Regions from separate parts of the Homo sapiens genome. Here region 2 is linked to region 1. The links are chromatin loops, found by intact Hi-C in ENCODE. Cell type or tissue: heart left ventricle. All regions are shown on one strand. Region 1 overlaps ACTN4 (actinin alpha 4). Region 2 overlaps ACTN4 (actinin alpha 4).

Evidence for each region. A loop is a pair of places that touch in the nucleus more often than their neighbours do. Peaks named below come from ENCODE experiments on the same cell type or tissue, not always from the same donor. Only the 100,000 strongest peaks of a DNase experiment are listed, where the experiment ranks them.
Region 2: a loop joins it to region 1, with 2.7 times the contacts of the local background. A loop is called at or near these places in 56 of 110 quality-filtered maps.

Annotation. Positions count from the first base shown.
Region 1 is chr19:38,714,412-38,722,411 of GRCh38, forward strand. It overlaps ACTN4 (actinin alpha 4), which reads left to right. Exons shown (of 21, transcript NM_004924.6): 9 at 58-150; 10 at 2,675-2,905; 11 at 3,516-3,663; 12 at 7,127-7,277. All of the region lies in intron 1 of LOC107985291 (a long non-coding RNA gene), which reads right to left. Among named protein-coding and RNA genes, the nearest start is that of CAPN12, 26 kb to the right of the region's middle. RefSeq lists enhancers at 3,345-4,190, 4,225-4,945. In heart left ventricle, a CTCF peak has its summit at 4,637 (motif pointing left); DNase peaks (open chromatin) are centred at 1,357, 4,634, 4,970 and 7,820; H3K27ac peaks cover 6,493 bases.
Region 2 is chr19:38,660,679-38,668,678 of GRCh38, forward strand. All of the region lies in intron 1 of ACTN4 (actinin alpha 4), which reads left to right. Among named protein-coding and RNA genes, the nearest start is that of ACTN4, 17 kb to the left of the region's middle. RefSeq lists enhancers at 1-270, 4,411-5,100, 5,101-5,790, 5,431-5,725, 5,791-6,480 and 1 more and silencers at 5,431-5,725, 6,051-6,345. In heart left ventricle, no CTCF peak of the experiment used is centred here; DNase peaks (open chromatin) are centred at 3,433, 5,443 and 5,724; H3K4me3 peaks cover 3,861 bases; H3K27ac peaks cover 8,000 bases.

The DNA.
Region 1 (8,000 bases):
CGTCAGGAGGGAGGGTGGCCAGCCCCCAGGCAGCCCTGACTGTGTGCTCCCCTCCAGGCTGAAACTGCCGCCAACCGGATCTGTAAGGTGCTGGCTGTCAACCAAGAGAACGAGCACCTGATGGAGGACTACGAGAAGCTGGCCAGCGACGTGAGTGTTCCCCCAGTGAAAGTCAGGGCCACCTCATTATCCTCAGCCAGAGGTCACTGTGACTCTTGCAGGGGGAAAGCAGGTGTGGCAGCGAGATGACCTAGAAAAGGCTGCGTGGTCACAGACCATGGCATTTAGCCAGCTGGTGTGTACACGACCTCTCCGTTTGCTTCCACAAGGCTAAGGGTCAGACCGGCAGCCACCTTGCCAGCCAGCCCCTGGGCTCCCGAGCTTGGGTTCCTACAGAGATGCTCAGGGACAGTGTTTCCTGGGCACCTCAGTGCTTTAGAATCACCTGGGGAGCTTTGTGAAAGCCCCTCTTCCCGTGCCCTGGCCCTGGAGAGAGTGATTCAGAAGGATGGAGAGGGGCCTGGGAACCAATAGGATAGCAGGCCCTGTGCAGGTGCTTAACGAGCAGCCCAGCAAGACGGGAACTCGGATTATCCTCCTTTCCAAGTGAGGAAACTGAGGCCCAGGGAGGGTCAGGCACGTGCCTGCTGTTACATGACTAGTGGGACAGAGAGCTGGGCTTCACCCAGGCAGCCCTGCTCTAGAGTCCAAACCCAATGCTTCAGTTGGAAATAAGGGTGGTTAGTACAACTCTTCTGGAGGCTCTTCATTTTTGAAATCTCCATATTTAAAAAATAAACGTAGGCTGGGCGCAGTGGCTCACACCTGTAATCGCAGCATTTTGGGAGGCCAAGGCAGGTGGATCACTTGAGGTCTGGAGTTCAAAACCAGCCTGGCCAACATGGTGAAACCTTGTCTCTACTGAAAATACAAAAATTAGCCGGGTGTTGTGGCACACACCTGTAGTCCCAGCTACTTGGGAGGCTGAGGCAGGAGGATCGCTTGAGCCTGGGAGGCAGAGGTTGCAGTGAGCCAAGATTGCGCCACTGTACTCTAGCCTAGCGACAGAGCAAGACTCCATTAAAATAAAAATAAAATAAAATAAAATTTCCCAAAGAGCAGTGGTTTGACTGCTCATCTAGAACCAGTGGTTCCCAGATTTTGCAATCTCATAGACCAGGAAAATTTGAAAAACTATTGGATGTCCAACCTAAGAGGGCCAGCTTTTTATTTTGCCAAGTTACGGATGTTTTAAAAAGAAACACTACCATCTGTTACCACCAGCACTTCTAACACCAAGATAAGGTAAAAAGGTTATTCTTAGAACCCCAGCCATTGCCAAGAAAGGGCAGCTGGCAGCACGCCTCACAATGTATCCACACAGAGGTATTTCTGTCTTTGAATTTCTCACTTTGCCAGAAGTTGGCATTTGGGAACCACTTCTCCAGCTTGTCCGTGCTGGCAGATAACTGATTTTGTACTTCTAGAATTGTTTTATTATTTTTTTGAGATGGAGTTTCACTCTTGTCACCCAGGCTGGAGTGCAATGGCACGACCTTGGCTCACTGCAACCTCTGCCTCCCAGGTTCAAGCAGTTCTCCTGCCTCAGCCTCCCAAGTAGCTGGGATTACAGGCGCGCACCACCACGCCCAGCTAATTTTTGTATTTTTTTTAGTAGAGATGGGGTTTCACCATGTTGGTCAGGCTGATCTTGAACTCCTGACCTCAGGTGATCCACTCACCTCAGCCTCCCAAAGTGCTGGGATTACAGGTGTGAACCAGCGTGCCTGGCCTAGAATTGTTTTAGAATGTCCAACTGTTTGTTACCCTTTCTCACTCCATTAAAGATCTGAGTAGTTCCTAAAAGAATATGTTTGTTTCTTTTTCAATTTTATTTTCTAATTTATGTCCCAGGCCCAGTGCACATACTGGCCTAGCCAGACTGAGCCAGGTGGGCTTGTCGGCCTTGCCCTTGAGGCACTTAGTGAGCCCAGAAGCAGTCAGGCTCTCAGCATGGAGCTCAGTGAAGACAGCGGCAGTGGGGCATGTGACAGCATGGAAAGGGACCTTTTTGGCGGGGGCATGGGAGTGGAGGTTTCCCCTCTTAGACCTGAGGGAAAAGACTAAGAGCAAAGGCATGGGCCAGGCATGGTGGCTCACCCCTGTCATCCCACCACTTTGGGAGGCTAAAGTGGGATTGCTTGAAGTTCAGGAGCTCAAGACCAGCCTGGGCAGTATACTGAGACCCCCTTCTCTATAAAAACTTAAAATAAAAATCAGCCAGGCTCGGAGGTAGGCACCTGTAGTCCCAACTACTTGGGAGACTGAGGTGGAAGGATGGCTTCAGCCCGGGAGGTTGCTATGATCATGCCACTTCACTCCAGCCTGGGTGACAAAGCGTGAACCTGTCTTTAAAAAGAAAAGCACAGGCAGGAACAGGAAGTAACAAGAGAACAGTACAGTGATGCAGGGACAGGGAGGGAGCCCACGCTCCCAGAGTTCCAGGTTGGGGGTTCTAGCAGGAATCGTGGAGAAGTTGGGCTGGGGAGCAGGGGTAACCCCCTAAGGTGGGGCCCTCAAAGATCCAGATCCCATGTGCCCATAAGCTGGGGGGCAGCCCGTCAGCACTCTGAGGGTCCCCCACAAAGGCCACGCTGGCTTCTGTGGCCCACAGCTCCTGGAGTGGATCCGGCGCACCATCCCCTGGCTGGAGGACCGTGTGCCCCAAAAGACTATCCAGGAGATGCAGCAGAAGCTGGAGGACTTCCGCGACTACCGGCGTGTGCACAAGCCGCCCAAGGTGCAGGAGAAGTGCCAGCTGGAGATCAACTTCAACACGCTGCAGACCAAGCTGCGCCTCAGCAACCGGCCCGCCTTCATGCCCTCCGAGGGCAAGATGGTCTCGGTGAGCACCAGGATTCACATGGGAGCAGCTGTGAGGGGCAGAGGCAGCCCTAGAACTGCCTGTGGGCAGTTTGGCCAGCGTAATCTTTCCTAAGTTGTTGATGTCCTGTGGGACATGGCATGGCCTTTCGGATGCAGTGGTCGGGGAGGGGTGCACTTCACTCGGCATTGTGCTCCCCTTTGGCCCTCACTCACTGTATTTTACACCCAGGGTTTTATACGCATCCCAAATCCTTGCCACGGGTTGTGTGGGTGTGGAGTGGTGTGAATTTGGAGCCGTGGTCTGCCATGATGGCATGACCGCCATGTGCTTGAGGCCCTTCATCAGCGGAGGGGCAGTGCGCCCTGGACGGTACCACCTCCCCATCTATGGTATTCATCCATTCATTCATGCACTCACCCGTTCACGCATTCATTTTGTTAATCCAGAATTGATTGTACCTGCTGAGTGCTGGGGGGCCCTGTGTAGGCATCCAGGTATAATAGCAAAGCATGACACAGACATGACCCCAGCCAAGTTCTGCCACCTTCCCATCAGCATCCCTTGGAGACATCCCCCTGGGTGCCTCCACTTCCTTGTGATAGCCCTGCCTGCTCCTGCCCTGCCCCAGGACATCAACAATGGCTGGCAGCACTTGGAGCAGGCTGAGAAGGGCTACGAGGAGTGGCTGCTGAATGAGATCCGCAGGCTGGAGCGGCTCGACCACCTGGCAGAGAAGTTCCGGCAGAAGGCCTCCATCCACGAGGCCTGGACTGACGGTACGGCCCAGCTCTGCCCCACTCTGCCCAGCCCCGCTCCCGTGCTCCCCTCCTGTCTCTCAGGCATGCATGGGTGTGCACACACAGCCCCCTGCCACGTTGGGTCTGTTTCTCAGGTGCCCTTTCTTGCTGCTTGGGAGCATGTGTGTGTGTCAGAAATGCTGCTTTAGAGCCAGGTTCAGTGGCTCACACCTGTAATCCCAGCACTTTGGCAGGCCAAGGCAGGAGGATCACTTGAGCCCAAGAGTTTGAGACCAGCCTGGGCAACATAGCGAGACCCTGCCTATACAAAAAAATTTTAGAATAATAAAATTAGCCAGGCATAGTGGTGCACACCTGTGGTCCCAGCTACTTTGGAGGCTGAGGTGGGAGGATTGATTGAGCCAGGGAGGTCAAGGCTGCAGTGAGCCGTGATTGTACCACTGCACTCCAGCCTGGGTGACAGAGCAAGACCCTGTCTCAAAAAAAAAGGAAAGAAATGCTGCTTTGGATTCCTTCAGCCCCAGAAAGCAGGGACCATTCAGGGGCCAGGTCCTCTTTGTTGCCCAGTCTGCCCTCGCCTCAGAGGTGGGACCCTGTCAGTCATCCAGGAACACAGCCAAGCCCCCTCCAGCACTTCAGGGAAGTGACCTTACACCCATCTGTTTGTCCCCTCTGCGTGTCTTCCCCATCCAGGGCGAGTGTGTGGGGCAGGCCTCTTCCATCCCCCGCACCCTGTGTTCAGAGTCGGCTTCCCTCTCCCACACCTCTGTGAGCGTGGACGGAAGGCTGGGGAGCCCATGTTCACTGGCACGTCCCTCAGGCTAGAGGAGGGCCTGCCTCCTGGGCCTGCTGCCGGACCACAGCCAGTGCTCACCCTCAGACAGTGCTCACCCACTGCCTTCGGCCCACCCTTCAGCATGGCCCACCTGTGAGCTCCTCCCACCTCCCATCCCTTCCCAGAGCCTCCTTCCCGGGCCTGGCTCCCCCTGCAGGAGCGCCACTGTGCTTTCTGTTCTCGGCAGCCCTGCAGCTGCCTGGCCGTTGGCTCCAGATGTGGGATTTCATCACGTCCCTGGCCCTCTTTTGGGTCATGCCAAGGTTGAGATTTCAGATCCCAGGGGTCTGGAAGCCTTCAGAAAGCTGCCAGTGCCTGGGAGAGCCACAAGAGCCACTCACAGGACTCCTCTCCCACTCTGGCCACCACCTTCCCAACACAGTCTCCCTGGCCCTCCGGCCGCCACTCCGCCCAGCTGAGCCCTTCCTTGCATTCCTGAGTGCATTTTCTCACCCCTCCCCACCCTGGCCCGCATGCGAGTGTGCAGCTCCACACGGCCTGCAGCCCTGGCCACGGCCCAGCTTGTGCCCTCCTCACATGAGCTCAGCTCGCCATTCCCGCGGCAGCTGCCAGCCTCAGAGCAGCCCAGCCCCTTTGCTACCAGGAAAGAGTGCGAGTGAGAGAGTGGATAGTGAGGGAGGAAGGGCCTGGCCAGGCCGGGTGCCGCACTTCCCTCTTGCCTGGCAGAAAGGCACCCATGTGAGGAGAGCGTGTTAGCACCGATGCCATCTTGTGTGGTTGGTGGCCTCCATCCATTCCCGGATTCACTCATTCGTTCAACAGACAGCTCAGGTGGCTCCAGCCGTCCTTATCCATGGAGGCCTGGGCGTCGCCCTGTGGCTGAACCTTCTGGGGGTCTTTCTGCCCACCCATCAGCTCTTCAGTCCCTCTACAGGGCTCCATGAGGCCCTGCAGATGGTTTCCTGAGGCCAAGGGGCTGGGTGTGGTGGCCCCACTGGCATTCCTCCCCTGGGAAGGGCTCTGGGGCAGCCTTCACCTGAGGTGTTTAGAAGCCAGCTCAGTCTCCGGCCAGGGCCCAGCTGGTTCAGCGGCCTCCACACGTCCCTGCCCCACCCCTACCTGACTGGGCATCCACGCGGGTCTGCCCATGGCGTCTGCCAGAGCCCCCAGGCAGGCTGGCCTACTAATTCCCAAGACTCAGAGCCTCTGTCCTCTCAAGTAGCAGTTACGTGAAACAGGACAGGCAGGCCCTCCACACCCCAGGGTCTGGTCGTAGCGGCCTCCTCCGCCCTGGGGTGGGTGGGCCACCTTCACTCCACACCCCTCACCATCCCCCACAGCCCGCAGCGGGAGGGTCGTCGTGGATGCTTCTCTGAGGGACTTGATTTCCTGGGAATACGACCAACCCCGAACGACCCCTTGTCCCCACTCCAGTTGTCCCTTGGCCTGGATCCCAGATAGCTGTGGCAATGGTCCGCTGCCCACATCCTCTCGGTGCACCCTTGCCAGGACTCTGCGGAGGCAGAGGGAGATGTCACCTGCTGTTTCTGGTTCCTGCCCCTGGGAGAAAGCAGTTGGAGAAGGGAATTGCAAGGCCGCCTTGTGGCTGAGCCTCCTGCCCCAGGGCTGCGCAGCAGGGCCGGTGGAGCCAGAGTCTCCCAGGCCTCCCACTTCTTGGCCATCAGTGCCAGAGCCGATCCTGTGGGGAGTCTGGTAGGTGCCTGACAGTTGAGACTGGGAGAGGCTGAGGTGAGGCTGGTACTGGCTCCATGCCTGCTGTGCTCGAACACCACCTCACTGAAACTTGAGAATAGTTCCATGCCACACAGGTACTGGGGCTGGCCCCATTTTACAGATGAAGGCACAGGCCCAGAGAGGCCTCGGTGGCTGCACTGGGCGGGCAGCTGTCAGGTGCTGGGACAGAGCTGAGGGGATCTCCGCTACCACTTGGGGGAAGCCCAAGGTGGTGTGCCTGAGGCAGGGCCCCTGTAGGAGCTGGGGTGCAGCCACCTTCCCAGGCTGGCATTTTCCCTGCGGTTCCCTAAAGACCTTCACTTGCTTGCAGGGCTTCCTTGAGCTTTGGTTCTGGGATGTGTAATTAGCCAGGATCAGGGACTAATAACAGCGTTCCTCCTTTCCTTTAAAGGGCCTGATGGTGGGCCCGCCCCAATGCACACAGGACACCTTAGGACAGCGTGGGGCACTTAGACGTGGAGAGGACCACCACCTGTGCGGGTGCAGGGTCAGGGTCCTAGAAGAAGCTGGCTCTGATGCTTCCCCTTCCCCAAGCCTGCTGGGACATGGGCTTTGACCCCGGGTGCTTCTCCGGATCAAAGCCCTCCAGAAACAGGTGCTACCTTTCTAAGCCGTGCTACCACGGCCCGATTTGTATGGTTTCCTACTAACAAAAGTTGCTAAGTTTAGGACACACAGGTTGAGATGGAATCTCTCTCTCAGGCTGAGCAACCCTGAAGTGTCCATCCAGGTCCATCCAGGTTACAGTTGGGCTTAGAGATCCCTGGAGGGTACGGAAGAAGATTCTGGAAGTTTCCATGCCACTGTCATTGGCATGGAAGGATGTGGGGTCCACAGTCTCTCTTTCCCTCCCTCTGCTTGGACAGCCCCTCCAGACTCCTGCCCCACAGCTGCCGTGCTGTGGTCTAAGCGTCTCTCTGCTCCTACCAGGGAAGGAAGCCATGCTGAAGCACCGGGACTACGAGACGGCCACACTATCGGACATCAAAGCCCTCATTCGCAAGCACGAGGCCTTCGAGAGCGACCTGGCTGCGCACCAGGACCGCGTGGAGCAGATCGCCGCCATTGCCCAGGAGCTCAAGTACGTGCGGGCTCAGGACACTATCATCACCTGGCTCTCACCACAGCCTGCCCAGACTGGTGGCGGCAGCACGCCGAGGCCCAGCCTGCCTCAAGGCCTGGAATAGGGTCCCCAGTGCCCCAACTGCACCTCCTTCCAGAAGCCAGGGAAGGGCCTTATGGGATGAGGCCTTTTGCCCATCCTGTCTCAGCCCCAGGTGGGACACCTGAAGGATTTGGATTCTCTAGCAGGAGGGAGGTGTCTGGCCCCTTGTCTTGATTCTTCAGGCTTTAGGGGTCCCTGGGGGTGTCACCTCTCCTGGCCACCCCAAGTAGGCCCTGGTCCCCTGATGGGATGGGCCCCAGCCTCCGTTGCTCCCAGCCATAGGTCCCTGAGGGAACCAGGCTGCACAGTGAGCCTATTGTTCTGCTCGGCCCCTTCCCTTTCTTGCTCAGAATACACTTATTGTAAGAGCTTCCAGGCAGCCGGGCTCCTTCCCCTCCCCACCCAGTCAGATAAACTTGTGTACACAATTAGTACGCTGAGGGTCGCGCTGGTGAATGGGGCCTTATTCCACCAGTGCAGCGGCCAGCAGCAGGGCGGGCCCAGGCAGCAGGAGGCCCAGGCCATTACTTCATGGAAAATCCACAGGCCCTCGAGGGGCAGCAGGGCTCCCAAAATAGCCATCTGCTCAAAAATAGGATCCTTGGCTATAACTGCTCTTTCCACCGACACCCCCACCCC
Region 2 (8,000 bases), 54 kb before region 1:
AGCCACCATGCCCGACCCATGGACTCACTTGTATAATCTTGTGAAGCAGGTGTTGTTACCCTTACATGCAGAAATGGATCCATGGGCCTTTAAGCCACTTGCCCCTGTGACAGTGCCAGGATTTGAATGTAGAAGTTGAGGCTTTCAAGTTTATGCTGTTATTTCTACACTACACTGAAGTCTAGTGATTGGGAATGGCTTTGCGAGCGGGTGGTGAGGGGAGGAGTGTGCAGTGCAGGTACTTCAGATGGAGAGGAAGGTCTCAAAGAGGTGGCATTTCAGCTGTTCCTTAACGGATGAGAAAGAGAGAACCAAGAGAGCACCAGAGGAACGCGCTTCCAACAGAGAAAACCAAGCAAGGGGGCCCCCGAGGAGCAGAAAGGCCCGAGTGGTCAGAGCGGAGCCCGTGGAAGAGATGGGCACAGCCAGATTGCTTAGAGCTGTGTTGTTAGAAGTGCTGATGAGTCTACATTCAACTTGCGCCTGCAAACTCAGTCCCTCTTAGATGCCAGTAGGTCAGGAACCTCATGCTTCCAGGACTCTGGCGCTCCTACCCTTTCCTCCCAGGCCTCCTGGACAGGCCAAACCAGAACTGACTTCTAAAGTGGGAACCCCAAGACGGCAGAACATGAATCAGCCAAACAAAAGCTGCAGTTATCTCTGTGATGATTTCGGCAGTCGGCACGTGTATTTGATTAAAGCGTTGGTAACTTTGAATCTGGAGTTTTATGGCACTGTGTACTACTCATAATGGCTTTGTAGTGTGGCTCTCTTAGGGAGCTTAACTTTTACAACATGAACAAGTTCCAGCCTCCTTTGGTCCCATCAAGAGGCCATTTCTACCTGGTGGGATGCCACTTGCTTTACAAAGCATCTTTTGTAAAATGTTGAGTCTCCTTCTTTGAAGTTGGAAGCCAGGAAGCCTGATTTTTTTTCCAATAAGTATTGTAGAAGATGGCAGCCTGATTTATTTTTATTTATTTATTTATTTTGAGACGGAGTCTCACTCTGTTGCCCAGGCTGGAGTGCAGTGGCACAATCTCGGCTCACTGCAAGCTCCACCTCCCAGGTTCACGCCATTCTCCTGCCTCAGCCTCCCGAGTAGCTGGGACTACAGGCGCCCGCCACCATGCCCGGCTAATTTTTTGTATTTTTTGTAGAGACGGGGTTTCACCGTGTTAACCAGGATGGTCTTGATCTCCTGACCTCGTTATCCGCCCGCCTCGGCTTCCCAAAGTGCTGGGATTACAGGCGTGAGCCACCGCGCCCGGCCTGGCAGCCTGATTTTTAAACTGGCTTTTCTCCTAGGTCCTTTCCTTCTCTATAAATCCCTCTTTCACTTAGTATTTCCTCCTTGTTTCCTTTGGTCAGTTGGAGTGAGGGTGGTTCTAGTTCAGAGAAAGAGACAGGCATACAGGCTGATTCAGTCTGAGGTGCTTAGCTTTCTGTACCTCACTGGAAACCAGTCCAGGAATATGACAGGTTTCAGTAGGTTTCATTGGACCCACAACTCCCCATTTGAAGGCAGAGCTTGTCAAACGAGTTATGTGGCTTTTACTCAAGGAGGGAGGAACAGCAACAGGGAGCTCTGGGCTATTGATAGACACTCCTGCCTCTGAACACACAGCACCCAGCAAGAAGTTACCTTCATGGGTTGTCTAGAGTGAACATGGGCTGGGATTCTCTCAGCCTTAGCACTGATGATTTGACAACAAAAATCGCCCCGTGGGTAGAGTATAACGGAGCAAATGATTATGGTGGCCTGTGATGGTGCAGCCAGCCCAGCTGCTTCAGCTGGAAAGAAGATGGCGAGGTTTCCATTCTCCTGGCAGCATAGCCATGTGAACTTGTTAAATCTTTTAAGTAGCTGTATAGGAGGGGAGATAAGTGTGTGTGTGTTTATTCTTATCCCCTTAAATACAAAAACAAAACTTCCACTTTATAAAATCAATTCAGAGTGGGAAGAGGTGCATGGCACATGGAAAATGTGTCGGATTAGGTTGAGTCCTACCCCACGTTTGGGACACAGCTGTAAGTTTCCATGGTGGGTGGCTTATTATGCATTTATGCTGAGCTGAACCTGCTCCAAGCTGCTGCAGATAGGAAAGTCTGTCTTGGAGGGGGAGCTGCCTCTTTCTATCACACTATAAAGACATAAAAGGTCCTTTGAAAGACTCCAGCAGTCACCACTTGGGTAACAGAATTAGGGGCTGCTGAGCAAAGTGGGTCTGTTTTTTTTTTTTTTTAAAGACAGAGTTTCCCTCTTGTTGTTCAGGAGTGGAGTGCAATGTCACAATCTTGGCTCACTGCAACTTCCGCCTCCTGGGTTCAAGTGATTCTTCTGCTTCAGCCTCCCAAGTAGCTGGGATTACAGGTGCCGGCCACCACGCCTAGCTAGTTTTTTGTATTTTTAGTAGAGACGGGGTTTCATCATGTTGGCCGGGCTGGTTGTGAACTGCTGACCTCAGGTGATCCACCCGCCTCAGCCTCCCAAAGTGCTGGGATTACGGGTGTGAGCCACTGCGCCCGGCCACATTTTATAGCCAACCGGCTTCTTGTGTAACATGAGTTGGGGCTTCTTGGGCCCCAGAGTCCAGCACTCAGGTAGAAATATGACCGCCATGGCCAGACAGCAGCCCTCGCTGGGCCCCTCTTCAGAGCAGAGCTCTGTGCCGAGCCTTTAGGGGTATGAGAGAAACCGGAGACCTGGTCCGTGCTCTCAAAGAGCTCGCGGTGTAGCTGGGGAGAGAGCAAGGCCACATGAGACCTCAGAAGGACACTAAACGGCACACCGACAAGCTCACAGCACTCTAGCTGTGTCCCGGGAGAGGAAAGGGGTGAATCAGGGCAGGTGGGGTCAGTCATGGAAACTTTCATAAAGGAGGTGAGTGTGCAGGAGGGGCGGGCCTTTGCCCCCGCTGCGGGCAGGTTGCCGAGGGCAAGTATTAGGGGGTCCGGCGTGCAATCGAACATTTCTTAGCTGCCTCTTTGGAGTAGCGCTACCAGTTCCTGTCCCCATGAGCATCGTCTTCGGGGAGCTGCTGGTTTGAAGGATGAGGTACCATGCTCATCTTGGCCATGTCTTAGAACCTGTGATAGCCAGACCTGTCGTTCTGGGTCCGTATCCATTCATGCGTCCTGTCACTGTCACAGATATCGTGAGTGGGCCAGACTCTTCTCCCCAGGTGGGAGGGGGTGCCTTCTGAGGCATATGTTTTCAGCCTGCTGATGGCCTCTTCAGAATTAGCACAGGTTTCGACAAAAAGAATGGAGAGACTCCCTTCTCATGTCCAAGGGTCTCCCCAAGCCCTGTGTCTCAGCCCCTCAGGGCGTGTGGTGCTGCACACTGCCGCCCAGATGACCACGCGCAGCCGGAACGGCCGCCCTGTATTGAGAAGTGGGATCGGCTCCCAGTCTGCTGGCGAGGCTGGGTTGCCACAGCTCCTCTGTTGCCCTGCAACGCGGGTGGCCTAGGAGTGTGCTGCCTTCAGTTTATTCCTGCCTGCCAAGCTACGCTTCCAGGTGCTATTCTTTTCTTTAAATAACTGCCTTAGTGCTGCTTGTGGAACTTAGCGTTCCCATCCCAGGAAATACTCCAGTGTTGTGTTTTTTTTTTTAAACTCATTCAGATGCTCATGGCCAAATGTGTGACTTAAATACCGCAGTGTCCTTGATATTGCCTTCCCCACACCGACAAACCGAGTTGCATTCTGGTCCCACTGTGGGATAAGGTTAGGGTAGCGGCGCTTGCCTCTTTGTGTGGTTTCAGATGTGTTTCTCCCCACTTCAGATAACACATGACAGCTGTAATATAGCTCAGTTCGTGCAAGTAAGGTAGGGGCAGAAATCATCCAGGAGAACTCCAGCCTCCATCCTAAAGGATTAGACTGCCTAGCATCAGTAGGTTTACCATAGAAGGATTCAGTGGAGATAGCGAGGGTGGTGAGTGTTGCTGGATTGAGCCCGTCCCTGCAGCCTGGGCACGGGAGCACTGCAGTGCCATGAAGGAGAGGGCTGGGGGATATTAGCACAGCCGGTTCCTATTTCCTTTTCCACCTGGTTAAGACTTCCGGGGAGGCCCTGCCCAGCAGTCCTTATGAGATGCTGCCTTCCTCTTTTTTGAAAGGCATAGATGATAAGGAGGTGGACATGTTTTGAGAAGAGAACCTAGAGCTCATTACTTGTATTTGAGGCATGTATTGCTTCACTCCCACTTTGGGAGAGTTTTTTCTGGGGAAGTTAAAGGCTATTCAGGATCAGAGAGTTTCCTGCATGGTCCCAGGGGCTGGGAGGAGCCACCTGCTCAGCTGGTGGTTAGCTGATAGCACCCAGCCTACCCACCAAGATAGGAGGCAGCTCAGATGTCACTGGGATTCGCAGTACCACAGGCTGTCCCTGGGCCCAAGCAGTTAGCTAGCTGCACCCCGGGAGGGGGTGTTGAGAGCACTGAAGCTCCTGTGGGAGAGTGCCTTTGACATCCCCCACTCCCCACTGCCCAGAACTAGGAGGTAGTGAAAGGTGTCAGTGGCAAGAAGGCTGGGCCAGAGCATGGAGGGAGGCCGACCTGGGCTCCACACCCACCTCCTCCACCACCGGCTGGCTGTGCGACCCTGGGCAGGTGGCGGGGGTTAAGCCTCAGTGTCCTTCTTTGAAAAGGGGCATCATCCTATCCTCAGTTTGAGGATTAGACGTGATAGTGCGCAGGAAGCACTCTGGTGCCTGGTACATTGTAAGTGCTCAATAAATGCAGCTTCCCAAAATGATTTCAATGGCACATGGTCCTGCATCCAGGTGGGATCTGCTACTTGAGTCTCCCCCTCAAAGGGGCCTGCTGAAATACGCAGCTCAGTGGGAAACCAAAACATACACCCCTTTCCTCCAGTGCTCCCCAGGAAGCGCCAAGTCCTGAGCCCAGCCAGCAACTTCGAAGAAGTGCCCTCCAACAAGTGGCAGTGGGCACTTGAGCAAGTGACTTAACGCAGCCCTCTCCCCAGCCCCTGCATCCATCTGGGCCTCATTATCTGGGAGGTGGCTTCTTGTTTCAGAGTTACAGGCCCTGAACAATTTTGTGTTGGGATGTGCCATAGGCAGTGCCAGGAAGGTTCTTTCATGAGTAATTTAACTTGTTACTAAGTTTGCTATCAGCCGGGGGGCTCTTTCCCCGGGTTCCCTTCTTTCCCTGGGTCCCCTTCCCCGCAAAGCAAAGTCCAACTCAAGTTAGAAACATCCCACAGCCTGGAGTCAGGCTGCCCTCTCTTCAGTTGGTGTGTGATGTAGAAGCAGGAAGGGCTTCCCACTGATAACCCTAAAAATAACTGCCCAGAAATGCTGTCAGATGGGGCCAAGAGGTGCACAGGAGCCTGTGCCCAGCTGCCGACCTGGAACGTGGGACTTTCTAGAGGGCTTGGAGGAGCCCTGCCCCTTCCAGGCCTCTTCCCAACAGTGCTTCTCACGCCTGCTGCTCCATTCCCTTTTCCTCCTTCCTCCCGCGCCCCCCCCTTTCCTGGGGTCACTTCCTGATGCCATTCTTCAACTTCGCCCCTGTCCCCCCCAAAAGCAATCAAATCCACAACCTAATAAGGCAAAAGAATGAGGAGAATGTCCGCCTCCCAGCCTCTCCCCTAACAGGGTGCAGGCCTGAAGCAAATTTGGAAAATGTTACAACGGAGTGACAACCGATGGGGGCTGGGGGTGGGGCGGTGCAGCCTTGTTCAGGAGCTGCCCATTGTTGGCCTGAGGCAGGACCCTAAGGGAAGGCCACCCGGTTTGCGCTTTCCTGATCAGGCTGTTGACACCCTTCTAGCACAAGAAAATGTATGGAAAGTAACTGCCTGAGTCAGCTGCATCTCCAGTTGTGGGATCCACGTGCCAGGAGAACACGAAGTACACACAGGTCCGCAGTGGGAGCCCGCTCGGAGACACCTCCCCGCCATCACGGCTGGGACTGTGCATATCCAAACACTTCTTGCCTCTGAGATGAGCAGTTTTCTTCCCCTTGACTGTGCCAGGGTTCAATTAGCCTGGGCATTAATTAAAACTTGTCAACACTTAGAGTGGGGCCCCCAGAAATCTGTCACCCCTCCTAGATCATTATCCCAGGCTAATCAACCCTCTCTAAGGCAGTTTCCATTCTTGACTTAGTGGGAGGGAGGAACAAGCCCCTCGGTGCTGGGGAGCTCTGGGGGAGGTAGGGACTGACTGGGCCCAACCCACTTTGTTTTGGAAGGTCAAGCTTAGTAATTAACCTGAATGCTTGGGGGAGGGGGTGAAGGAGAAAGAACTGAGTCTAGGGATGTGCCAGGTCTTTCAAATTGCTAATTATCAGCGAGCATGAGGTCATCCGTAAATATATCTAATTCTTTAGCTTGTAATTAAGGTGCTCATTAAAAGTGCAGGGAAGTCTTGTTTTCCTAAAAGGGGAAAAAAACAACAACACAAAAAGTCTTTGTTTTGACCTGACACGATGGCTCAGAACAGGGGGAGGACTCAAGGCACAGGACTAGTTTCCTGCCTTAAAGAGCCTTTACAGGAAATTGACTGCAAACAGTATTGGTGACCCTGCCAAGGAGGCAAACCTAGGGTGATGTCATTGTTCGAAGCTGTCACCGCCAAGCCTCTGGCCTTGGGGCGAGGAGAGTTGGTGGGATTAAAAAATGAGTGTGTGTATGTGTGTGTGTGTTTAGCAGTCTCTAAAGAGGCGAGTCAAGGGAAAATCCTAGCGGGAGAAAAATCACAAGGGGTGGGGGGTGTCTCAGAAATATTCTTAGCTGGGTTCAACTTTCCTCGTTTTTCTAAGTTTAAAAAATCCTCTCTTACTATTTTTGCTCATCAAAATGCTGCTGCTTTTTCAGAGACAGCCTTTTTTGAGCCATTCCCTATTTAGTGTTTTGGGTAATTGGCTGTTACAGTATGGAATTTGTGGCCCAAAGGCAGCGTGGTAAGTTAGACACTAGGTGCACGGTGCCCCATTGTTATGAAGTGTGGAAACTGAGACGCTGGACTAGTCTGATGTATCTGTTTCTTCCACCAAAAAAAAAAAAAAACCATTTTGGAGAACTACCCAATGCCAGTGACTTGGCATCTCTGAGTCGCTAATCTTCCCATGTGCCTCCAGGAACCGTCTGGAGCGTCCCTGAAAAAAGGACAAGGTTTGTATCTTGTCATTTTTCCTCTGGCTGGAAGTCTAAGAGGTATAAACACAGTCTTAAAATGAAAGCAACAAAAATAAACTCAAAGCAGCCCTGCGTGAAGGCATTAATGCAAAATATGCAAGCTGGCTTCCTATTTATACGGCGGAAGGCAGTCAGAAGAGCCAGGCCTGGTTAAGGAAGGAGTTATGTCTCTGGAGGTGCCTGTTCCTTAGAATTACAAATAAACCCTGGGTGATTACTCAGATGAGGTTGTAATGTGGTGTCTCATTTCATGCTTTGCACAGTCCAGTTTCTTGATGGAACCAACGGCCTCTGAAATGCTAATGCAGGATCAGGATACAGTTAGAGTGCCCCCCTTCCTGTGCCCCTCCTAACATCCTAACAGCTTTAGAAGGAAGTTTGAAGATTAAACAGGAGAGCCATGTAAGTTTCCTGTGATCCTAGATCCTGTGATTTGTTAATATTCTTTCTCTTCAATCCACCTGACATTTACCCAGATACCATATTAGGCTTGGAGATACAACAAGAAAGAAAACCAACCCAACCCTGTCCTTAAAGAAAAGATGGACGATGAAGGGCCAGGCGCAGTGGCTCACTCCTGTAATCCCAGCACTTTGGGAGGCCAAGGCGCACAGATCACGAGGTCGGGAGTTTGAGACCATCCTGGCCAACATGGTGATACCCCGTCTCTACTAAAATACAAAACATTAGCTGGGCATGGTGGTGCGCGCCTGTAGTCCCAGCTACTCAGGAGGCTGAGGCAGGGGAATTGCTTGAACCTGAGAGGCGGAGGTTGCAGTGAGCCGAGGTCGTGCCACTGCACTCCAGCCTGGCAAGAGAGTGAGACTC